Regions from separate parts of the Mus musculus genome. Here region 2 is linked to region 1. A link is a loop called in an ENCODE intact Hi-C map of the cell type or tissue named here. Cell type or tissue: left cerebral cortex. All regions are shown on one strand. Links, peaks and the distances in the headings refer to the core of each region. The heading gives the core; the rest is flanking DNA.

What was found. Peaks named below come from ENCODE experiments on the same cell type or tissue, not always from the same donor. Only the 100,000 strongest peaks of a DNase experiment are listed, where the experiment ranks them.
Region 2: it touches region 1 in a loop (3-fold over the local background); 2 of 42 quality-filtered maps call a loop at or near these places.

Annotation. Positions count from the first base shown.
Region 1 is chr3:63,407,312-63,412,700 of GRCm38, forward strand. No RefSeq gene overlaps it. Among named protein-coding and RNA genes, the nearest start is that of Gm34240, 29 kb to the right of the region's middle. In left cerebral cortex, for the core only: no CTCF peak of the experiment used is centred there; DNase peaks (open chromatin) are centred at 3,418, 3,884, 4,295 and 4,649; H3K27ac peaks cover 234 bases.
Region 2 is chr3:63,536,638-63,542,026 of GRCm38, forward strand. No RefSeq gene overlaps it. Among named protein-coding and RNA genes, the nearest start is that of Strit1, 55 kb to the left of the region's middle. In left cerebral cortex, for the core only: a CTCF peak has its summit at 2,437; no DNase peak of the experiment used is centred there.

The sequences.
Region 1 (5,389 bases), core at 310-5,309:
ACAAACAAAAAAAAACCAAAAAAAAAAAAACCAAAAACAAAAAAACCAAACAAACAAAAAAAGAAGCAAGTGGTTTTCCAGGAGAGCAGGCCTTGTCTCCAACTAATGGAGGTGTGGGAATTCTCTAAAACAAAGGGCAAAGTTGTTAATTTTCAATATTTCTCTGGAAAGCAAAGTTTTTCTAGAGTGAACAAAAATATCAACTTGGTTTATCTATACTCCGTAGTTATAGATTATCTCAACTGTCACTTTCAATTTGGTAAAATCTGTTAGATTTTTCTATAATATAGCTGGTACATACATTGACTAGAATGAAACTGATATATCAAAATCTAGAGCCTCCTCGTCTAACCCTTAAGGCAGTTGTGAAGAAACACATCTGTCTCTGCCCCACATCTGACAGACACAGATATTTTTGCACTAGGGTAATTAATAGAAACAGTAAATGCTTTGGAAATGCCATTTGGCATTGCGGACAGCAGGGGATTAAAGTGAGGCGTGATAGATTTAACAAGCTCTAAGTTCCCTCAAGAAAATTTGCCTAGCTTGCATCATCAAAAGACTCCCTATGGAGCTTCTAATTTTCATATTCCACAAAGGGAATTTCAGGTATTTGCCACTTTCCTCAGAACCTCACCTCCACTCACTGCTCTAGAGCCCACTTCAATAATTAAAAGGAGGTGGAATAGTCATGGACTTAAGTCTCTTTACTGACAGTCTTCTCCTCTATGGGACTCAGAGAGAAACTTGCTCCATAACTTCTCTGACAGTCATTCACTATCTCCTGGTCTATGAGGGATCCTCAGTCTCCTGTCTTCTCATTGTTGTGGAGACCCTTTCTTTTTATGCACCTCTGCCTTCTGATTTATCTGGGGCCTATTTGGTTACTTCTTTGAAGTTCTTCTGCACCCAAGCGATAGTCTTATTTCTTTTTTTCTTTTTGTTTTTTTTTAATTAGATATTTTCTTCATTTACATTTCAAATGCTATCCCCAAAGCCCCCTATTACACCCCCCACCTCCCCTCGCGTGAGTCCTGCTTCCCAACCTACCCACTCCTGCATCCTGGCCCTGGCATTCCCCTGTACTAGAGCATAGGATCTTCACAAGACCAAGGGCCTCTCTTCCCATTGATGGCCGACTAGGCCATCATTTGCTACATATACAATTAGAGGCACAAATCTGGGGGTACTGGTTAGTTCATATTGTTGTTCCTCCGATAGGGCAGAGAATCTTAGTTCTTAAGTGCTGAACCTCTCCTGTGTTTCACTAGGACACTATTTTTCTTCTTATTTTCTATGACTCCTTTTCATAATACTTTCTGGATGTGTGGCTTTAAATATCATCTAGTACTCTTGATTTTATGTGAACCTGTACAGTTCTCTCTGGAGATCTAATTTTATGTATTCAGCATACATCGACACCTCATCATCTAATTTTATATGAATTGCAATGTGTTTAAAATAAACCTAAAGGCTCTTCATTTGGGACCTTTTCTTGCTTGTGTCATTTCTCTCAGTGCTTAATGTCTTCCTCACTACTCTGTTGCTCTCAACTGCCATCATCACTAAATCATCAGTCTTTAATTCCTCGGACTTTACCTTCTAATATGTCTTGTATCATTTATCTTCCTTTTCCCTTATCAAAGCTCATTTTGCTTATGTTGCTGGAATATCTTTTCATTATCCAACCTTGTTCCTCTTAACCTGTTGAGTACATACCAACCCTGAATATGACCCGTGGGGTACCTCAGGATAAAGTGCACATAGCACATTATTTTATTTACCCCTTCTGAATAATATCTTTTCAGCCACATCTTTATTTAACCTTTTTATGCGTATCATTCCCCCACAACAGCACCTAACTCTGCTTCACTATCATTGCATTCCCCTAAATAAAATGAAATGGGAAGTGAACCTGTGTCTCATGCAAACAGTCAGGTCAGCAATAAAATAAAGGAGAAAATAGTAAAAATCAAAACCTAGGATTCTGCAGTTCCTTAAATGACCCGAGTCTCCTGAAGGGAAATTGTGGGCAGGTTTTATTGTTCAAGAAATTCACAGCTTGTTCATCTTATCCCATCTTCCACACTGATACCTCAACTAAAAATTTTTTCTAGATCTGGTTCATCTTCCAGAAATCCGTGTTTAAATCACTGTCCTACCCTCTCTCTTTACATTTGTGTATCTGTCACCCTCAGGATCTCAGTCATACTTCCTCACTACTTTTCAGTCCTTCAGAACGTTTCACTTTTAAACTTTTCCTTTTATGAAGCTCAGTTTGTGCTAAAATGTTGATGTAAGCAGTCAAATACTCTGAATAAAATACTTAAACTTTCAAGCTTTTATTTTTCCCCATTACACACCAACACCCCACCATGGAAGAAGACAATTGGCTATATGCCATTGAGGCCCACCATTGTACAAGAAAATTGTGTATATATTTCTATCATCTGTGGTTGTGGAAAACACTGGACAGACCCAATTTCTCTCTCTCTCTCTCTCTCTCTCTCTCTCTCTTTCTTCTTCTTCTTCTTCTTCTTCTTCTTCTTCTTCTTCTTCTTCTTCTTCTTCTTCTTCTTCTTCTTTTTCTTCTTCTTCCTCCTTCTCATCCTCTTTCTCCTTCTCCTCCTCCTCCTCTTCTTATTCCTCCTGTCTGTGGATCAAGATATAAAACTCTCAGCTACTGCTCCAGTGCCATGCCTGTCTTCTTCCTACCATGATGATCATGAATTGATCCTCTAAACCTGTAAACAAGCCCACAGTTGAATAGTTGAATTTCTTTTTTTTTTTAATATTAGAGTTGCCTTGACCATGGTGTCAACTAAAACTCAATGCAGTTCACAGCAATAGAGCAGTAAATTAGACACCGTCTACTAAAGACAAATGGAAATGTGCATACCAATGAGATGACTGCTTATTCATTAATACATAAAGAGATAAGTATTAGCTTAATATTAGTTACAAGACATGAAGCATCATAATTTTCCAGAACCTAATCATCAATTCTGAGAATTCTGCTTTGCATAAATACAAAGTGACAGAATCAGGATTGGAGTCATTAAAAAAATATTCGAAATTCTGTCCTAATCCCAAGTCAAAATTCCTTTAGCAGCAGTTTATGAAACTCAAGTCAGCACCTGAAACAGCAATTTTACAAATCAATTATAGCACAATACAATGTAAAGACATAATAATTTGACACTTTAATGCTAAGGAACAATAGTATGAAAATATTAGGTCACTGTTTCCATATAAAAAGATTATGTTTCCATAAGAACAGAAACTTTTGCAGGTACAGTACAGTAAAGCACTGCAGTTCCTAACATATAATACTCTTGGAACTTGCTTTTGTTTTCCAGCCCTCATCCCCATGGCATGGAGAGGTGATGCACACAGCTAAAAATGGGAAAGTTATATTTATCAGCAAGCCAGCAGGGAAGTCACCAAGTATAACAAGGGTATGCCAAAACACCCTGATTCATTTTGCATTTGATTTTGAAAAAAATTTTAGTCATCATGCATTCCAAACCCTTTATTGCTACTAAAATTTTCACAACCCCGGCACTCATTCTATGATACCATGTAGACCCTGATCCACACTTTTAAGAAGCCAGGGTCTAAAGCCCTATGCTAGTCTTATGGCTTTTATATCTGCTTCATTAATTCAAATTCTTTAGGTTGTTTTCCAACAAGTTTCATCTGACAGGAGTTGCACCCCATTCTCAGGTCTCTTCTGCTACCATGGAGATTCCCTGTCTCCCCAGAATACACCCCGAGTAGAGCTAAAAATAACCTGGAAGCATAGAAAAATTCTGTGGTCCCAGCATCATCCCAGACCATTTAATTCAAATATATTGTCATGTTCCTGTATTCATGGGCAGCTGTGCGTGAGTCATTGTCTGCCCAAGCTCTTTCGGTTTGCTTCCGTATTGGTGACTACCTTCCCCAGAAGCTTCAAGGATAGCTGTCCTTTCTCTTAGTCTTAGAACTTTCCAAGTTACCAAGTTCAAACAGAATTTTTTCTCTCTCCCTCCAAAATGTCAAGGCATTCCTCCATTGTGGTTTAGCTGAACACTGCTGTAGAGATACATGAAGCCATTCTGTTCTGTGTTTTATTGCTATGAACTGCTTTTCTCAAAAGGTGTCCATAGGATCTCCCATTAGTTTCTATATTCTGAGAGCTTTTCATAATTGCTCTGGCCTCAAACTATCTTCATTCATTTTTTTTTCATGCATTTACAGCCTCATCTAGTTTTGTGAACCAAATCTTTTATTTCAGAGAAACTTTCTTAAACACTCCCACTCATGGCTTCCTTCATTTGTGCTTGTTCTTTTCTTCTTAAACTCACACATTTTGAAGAGCAGATGCTCATACCTTTGGTTTTTTTCTAGTCTACTTTCAATTATTTTGGGTCATAGGACATGCTGGATAGCTATCCTTGCTCTAATTTGAATGTTGCAACCCTGATCCTGGATGCCTCAGAATGGGACTAGGGTTTTTACAAAGATAAGAAGTGAAATAGGTCATTAAGGGGGCACACTAGCCCAATAAGTCTAATATTTTGATTAAAAAAAAACTGATTTGGGCACAGGAACACATAGAGGAAGACAGAGTGTGACCAGGGAGATGGCCACCCACAGACCTCAGAATATCCTAGTCACATTGGTTCCTAAAGCACAGACTTCCAGAGTCTGAGAAATTTGTGTTCCTTGGGCCACCCAGACTGTGATATTTTATTCTTGCTCCCTGGTGAGAGAACACAGTCTGCTTTATAGGAGATTTTCTCAATTCTATTTTCCAACAACTATCAAGGAATTTTTGAAATAAATATTTGCTATCACATTTTATGTTTTAAAGACTCCTCTTTTGTTCCCTAAATGATCCATTTGTTCATGCTTCAAGGACACAGTATCTTTTCCTCTTCCCCTGAGGACATGGTAGTTTTCGTTTCCAGGTTTACATGTTTATGCAGTTTACCTACTGTATGGGCGTCTTTATCTTTCAGACTGGGGGTTCTCTTAGTTATCTGTTTGCTCATATTTATGAGTAAGGCAATAAAAGGGTAGACTTGAAGTTTGTGGGTGCTCAATGGGGTTTGTTGACTGATCTCATGCCCTTTGATCCTTAACTCAAAGGTTCAAAACTGTGCTTGTAGACTGAGTCTGACATGAATGTGTCTGTATTTTGTTTTGTTTTTCTTTGGATCCGTGGTGCCTTTAAACTGGTATGTTGTTTTTTAATTACCCACAAACCTCGCTCCTCTTGTTTGATTTGAGCAGCTTATAAGTTTGAAATTAATACCTACCTCTTCATTGAAACCAGTGAATTTCTTGAACATAAGTTTGAAGTCACTGCCTCTGGGATAAGTTCCATAACACTCACAGCTGG
Region 2 (5,389 bases), core at 74-5,073, 130 kb after region 1:
GCTTTCCTCAGCCATCATCAGAGAAGCTTCCTCCTGCAGCAGATAGGGACAAATACAGAGAGCCACAAACAGCCATTATGCAGAGAGTGAGAGAATTTGAAACACTAAGCCCTAAATGGATGTCTTCATCAAATCCCTTCCCCCCAGAGTTCAAAGAATCTTCTGGAACCTGAAAGGATGGAGGACATCAAGAAAATAGACAAAAACAAAAATAAAACAAACCTTCAAAATCAACATGAACAAAACTCACATGAACTCACAGCGACTGAAGCAGCATGCTTAGGGCTTGCATGGGTCTGCGCTAGGTCTTCTGAATACATATCATGGCTTCCAGTTTAATGTGTTTGTGGAGTTCCTGAATGTGCAAATTCGTGAGTCTCTTATTCTTGTGCCTTCTCATTGTGGGTTCTTTTACTTCAATTTTTCTTGTCCAATTCTGATGTGATAGTCTTTCTTGTAGCTTTTTCTATTTCATTTTGTTCTGTTTTATTATTAAAAAGTAAAACACAAAATGAGCTATGCATATGCCTACAATCTCAGCACTTGAGTAACAAAACAAGGAGGATAAGCAGGAGAGGCAAGAGGAGGATTGCTACAAATTCAAGGCTAGCCGGATCTGTACAGCAAGGTCTAGGCCAGCAAGGGCTGCACAGTGACACACCCCACACAGTAGAAAATATAGTGTTCCCTTTGGAAATAAATTAAATTTTACCAAAAGAGTGGAAAAAAGTTAAATTTAAAATGTTCATAAAATTTAAAAATGCCAAATGATCAACCCTGAGAACATACATAGAAGTAATATATGAGTAGAGCGGTCTATATTTAGAATATGCATGTGCATAGATACATACATTAACAATTAGTGAAAAAAGATCACTAATTTTAAAGAGTACAGGAAGTGGCATATGAAAAGATTTGGTGGGGAAGAAAGAAAAAAGAGAAATGTTATAATTATAATCTTGAAACAAACTTAAAAAATATTTATAGTTTTGCTTAAATTTATTTCACAAATAACATGACTATAGAAGACACTTAGAATATAATGATAAATGTGTTTCGTCATTTGCTTCACTAATTTTTTAAAAGAGAATTATATCCAGGCTTACCCTTGTTTCAAGGATGTTAAAATGAGAAAGCTGGGCCTGGCCCTTGCAGCCTTGCAGTAGCTGTCTAAATTCTGCTTCCTCCAGGGACCTGTTGCCTCTACACCAATCCTAATTCTTCTGTTCTTTGAGTTTACAGCATGAGACTCTACCTATACCTGGGCAGGGTAGACCCTGTATGCTGGAAAGCACTGGCTTTCCTGCCATAGAATAGACTGTACGGTAAGCACTGGCTTTCCTGCAACAGGGTAGACCTGTATAAGTACTGGCTTTCCTGCCATTTGTTGCTGCAATTCTGGCAGTCTTGTTGCCCTACCTGGATTACAAATTCCTTGAAATCAACTCATTTTTTAAAGTTCTACACTGCACATAGTACTTAATACAAGAGTGCTCTCTCCCATCATCTTCCCATTTTCTTGTCCTTAAACAGCTGAAAACAAAGCAAAACAGTATAAATTAAGAAAACTGAATCAAAATAAGATTAAAACTGAAGATGTTGACCAACACATAAACTAGTAAGTGCCATCATTACCAAACCAGGCTCAGTTTTTTTTCTATCCCACGTTCTGACAACCATGGAAACCACAAATAACACACACACAGGAAGGAAAATGTTTATTTGTGAATTGCCTAAGGTGTAGAGAGAGGGGACCAAGTCTCAAACCACCTCCTGGAGGACAGGATTTGCTGTGCTTATGGGCTTGGGCATGAAGAAGGTTGACTGGATCAAACTCCATCACTCTCCACGAGGGAGAGTTTATCTATTGTCAACGAAAAGCAAGAAGTGAGAGGAGGTGGATTCTCAAGTATCTGCTCCAAAACAAAACAAAACAAAAAACAAGTATGTTTCCCCTCCATTTCAAAATATTCATATGCAAGTGCTTAATTCATAGTTACTACATAATATCAATTGCTATTAGCATATATGAATAATATGATGTAGATGCTTACATATTATTGATCCATATAAAATCATAAGAGATATTTTCATTTGCTCAGTAATTTTCAAGTTCCAGCTTGTTTATATGGTTAAATCTAAATTAATCATGCTTGTCTGTAGCTATGCCACCCTGAACATAGGGGATCGTCTCTGTCTAAATTAATCATGTGTGGTTCTATATGTGAACAGTAGTGGTACAATAAGACACTCTTTATATTTAATGGGTACTTTCCTATTTTTCTTTAGTAACTATTTTCCCAGTGAATATTCTTAAAAGAAATTCTTTCATAATGTTTTTGAGAAGGTATCTTAGCACCAGGATGCCGGCCTTCCAGCCTTCCAAAGTTGTGCAGCTGTTAATCTCAAAGCAGCAGCTCTTTAGCTTCTAACCCCCTCTAGTGAGCAGTGTACACACTCAACTCTTTCTGAAATACTCTTGAAGACAGAGGACCTCTGCAGGTCCCAGCCAACCTTCAGTCAATAACAGCATTGCTCCTCATAGGTCTTAGTGACACAGCATTGCAAGTAAGGACTCCTAAATGGACTACATTTGTATTTTTCCTGGGCCACATGATTCCAGCGTTTCTTCTACTTATAAGTCCAGTCATTATCTTTAATTCAACTTGAATCACAAAGGCACAAAGTAAAGAATACAATCACCGTGTTTAAAAACATCAGGGGCTAATTAGATCTTCCACTATCTTTCTAATTTCAGTGCAAGGAATCTCATTTACCCACTGAAGATAACACAGACTCGATATAATTTCATGACTGGGATGAAGAACAAATGACATAGTTTAATACTGGGAGTATGGGGGTAATAATTCAGTGCTATAACAAGGGAGCTGGGAGCCTACACAATTGTCTCTCAGTGTTGACATTTATTCAGAAATTGGATAAATCTCGGTCATTTGTAGAATTTCAGTATAGCCAGTTGGGCCTTTGCATTTTAATTAAGTGTGACTTTTCTGTTGAACTTATGCCATAAGTTTTGACTTGCACAAGTTTCAATTTGGCAAATCCAATAAATAAATGAGCATTGAATAATATGCATTCACTTTAAATTTATGCATTATTCATTCCTGCGATGCTTTCTGCACTTTAATTATCTCTGGAGATTACTTTGCACATTCTGAGCATAACTCCCTGTCCACAGGGGGATCCTGAGCAGTTGATCTGCTCACACTTTCCCTTGACACTGGGTTTTGCTTGTTAGCCACAAGCCTCAGGTTGAACATGTTCTCAATCATTCCTACCTTTGCTGCTTTGACAAGCATTCCCTATGATCCTATTAAATGCTCACTGTGCTTTGTTCTGTATCTTTTATAAGAGAAACTTGAAATTTTAACAGATAATTCACCCAGGATTGCCAAAAAGCCAGGAATTCCCCATTTGTACTCAACTTTGAACTGAGGAAGAATATGATAAGTATAAGTGTTCCCACTTCAGGTGCAAATGAAGGCTGTTGAGCTGTGAAGGACAGCTTTAGAAATGAGAGGATGCTTGACCTAGGTCTCAACAGTCAACTCAAAAACAATTCAGTGCTCATCCACCAACTTTTTTTCTTGACTTCTTATTTCTTAACACACACATAAATCAAGTTATCCAAAGGACTTGGTCAGGAATATGGACTTGAAAAAAGGATGGAGAAAAAAAAGAGCAAAATTAAGGAGAACAGAAAGACAACAGATGCCTACATCCTGTCCTGTTGTCACATACGTTAGGTGCAGCCCAAGAACAAGAATATCAGGTATGTAAAAGGCATGCACATGCCAAGGGCTCAAATTAAAGACAGTCCTGCTATCTGCCAGGCTACAGGGTAGAAGGAAGAACAGTGTCTATGCCTAGGGCCTCCTACCAGAAAGGACAGGCAACTCCCCAGAACCCTCTAGCAAACTGGAAGGTATGAGCTAACATTTACTTGCTTTGTATAATAGTATTTCAGGTAGATTGAGACAGACATAAGGAGAAAATCCATCTTAAAACAGAATAAGATGGACACTTCTTTAGTGTCGCTGATAATTTCTTCTTCAGTTAGATTCAAAAGCAAATTAGGGTAGAATAGTTCTGAGCACAGTCTTCCATAAACACTGGTCCATCCTATATCCCTCATGTAACAGTGGAAACCTGTATAGATCAGAACATGTGGGGAGGCAGTTGCAGATCTTGACATTGAAGCCTGCTCACTCTTCTGAAGTCTAACTCAAAAAGCATGACTTTTCTTTTTCTTTTCTTCAACCTCTCTTTTGGATATTGGCCAAAAGCTTTCCTTGATATCCTGAGCTTTCTTCTTTTACTGAAAACAATTGTTTTTGATGGCTTCTATGCCTAATTCAAGATGTTGATTTTCTCTCCTCTTTCCCCTCTCCCTCTTCCCAATAATGTCTATGTTTGCAGTTCCATATGCCCTGTTGTTTTTCTCCCAAACACTAACAAAATGATTCTTAAGATTAATCAGAGAAAAGATGAAGAGAAGAAACAAAGAAAGAAAAGGAGGGAAGAAGAAAAGGAAAGTAATGTAGAGAATAAGCTTTCTGTTCTCTTGTTGACACATTCTCTCATCTTTGTAAGACATCGAGCTCTGTTGCCCCTCCAAATCCTCTAGAAAGGCTTGGACTCAATCCTGAGTCAATTCCAGGTGCCACTTAATCTCAGTTCTTCAGTTTCCTCAGCTTTAAAATGGAACTAATAATAATAAGGCAGATGTGTGTCAATAATAAGGATCTGTTCTGAGCAATGCTCTGTTAGGCAATTTTGTCATTGTGTGAACATCATAGGGTATATTTATACCATCCTACACTATCAATCACTGGGTGGAACCAATGCTAAGGAAGAACAAGACTTTGTCCTTATTTTCAGAATACCATTCCGTTTTGTCACTTTGTCTGAAACCCAATTTATTGATTCATCTGACCCAAAGTATGTCCTGCCCTTGCTCTGAGTAGAACAGAGTAAAGACTGCTGAGAAGGGACATTGAGAACAGCAAGACATAGTATCATTTAATACCTACCAGATCAAAACTACGGACCAAGTATATGCATGCAGGCACCTGCACAAGCGCCTGGCAACCATGACGGAAGCCATGAAATTATGGAGATTGTTGAAAGAAACCTGTGATTCCGAATCTGTTTACAACTCCGTCTTCCAGATATTCTGATTTATTACATGAAGCAAATCCCTGAGAGGTAAACTTCCAATTTTCTGACCATCTTTAATGCCTCATTCTCTCCTCTTTTGCCTCCTCCTCTTCATCTCCCTCCTTCATCTTTGGTGCTATGGGTGGTACCCAGGTTCTTGTTCTTGCTATGCTGGTGATCTAAAAGACACACCAAGCATCCCAATGCC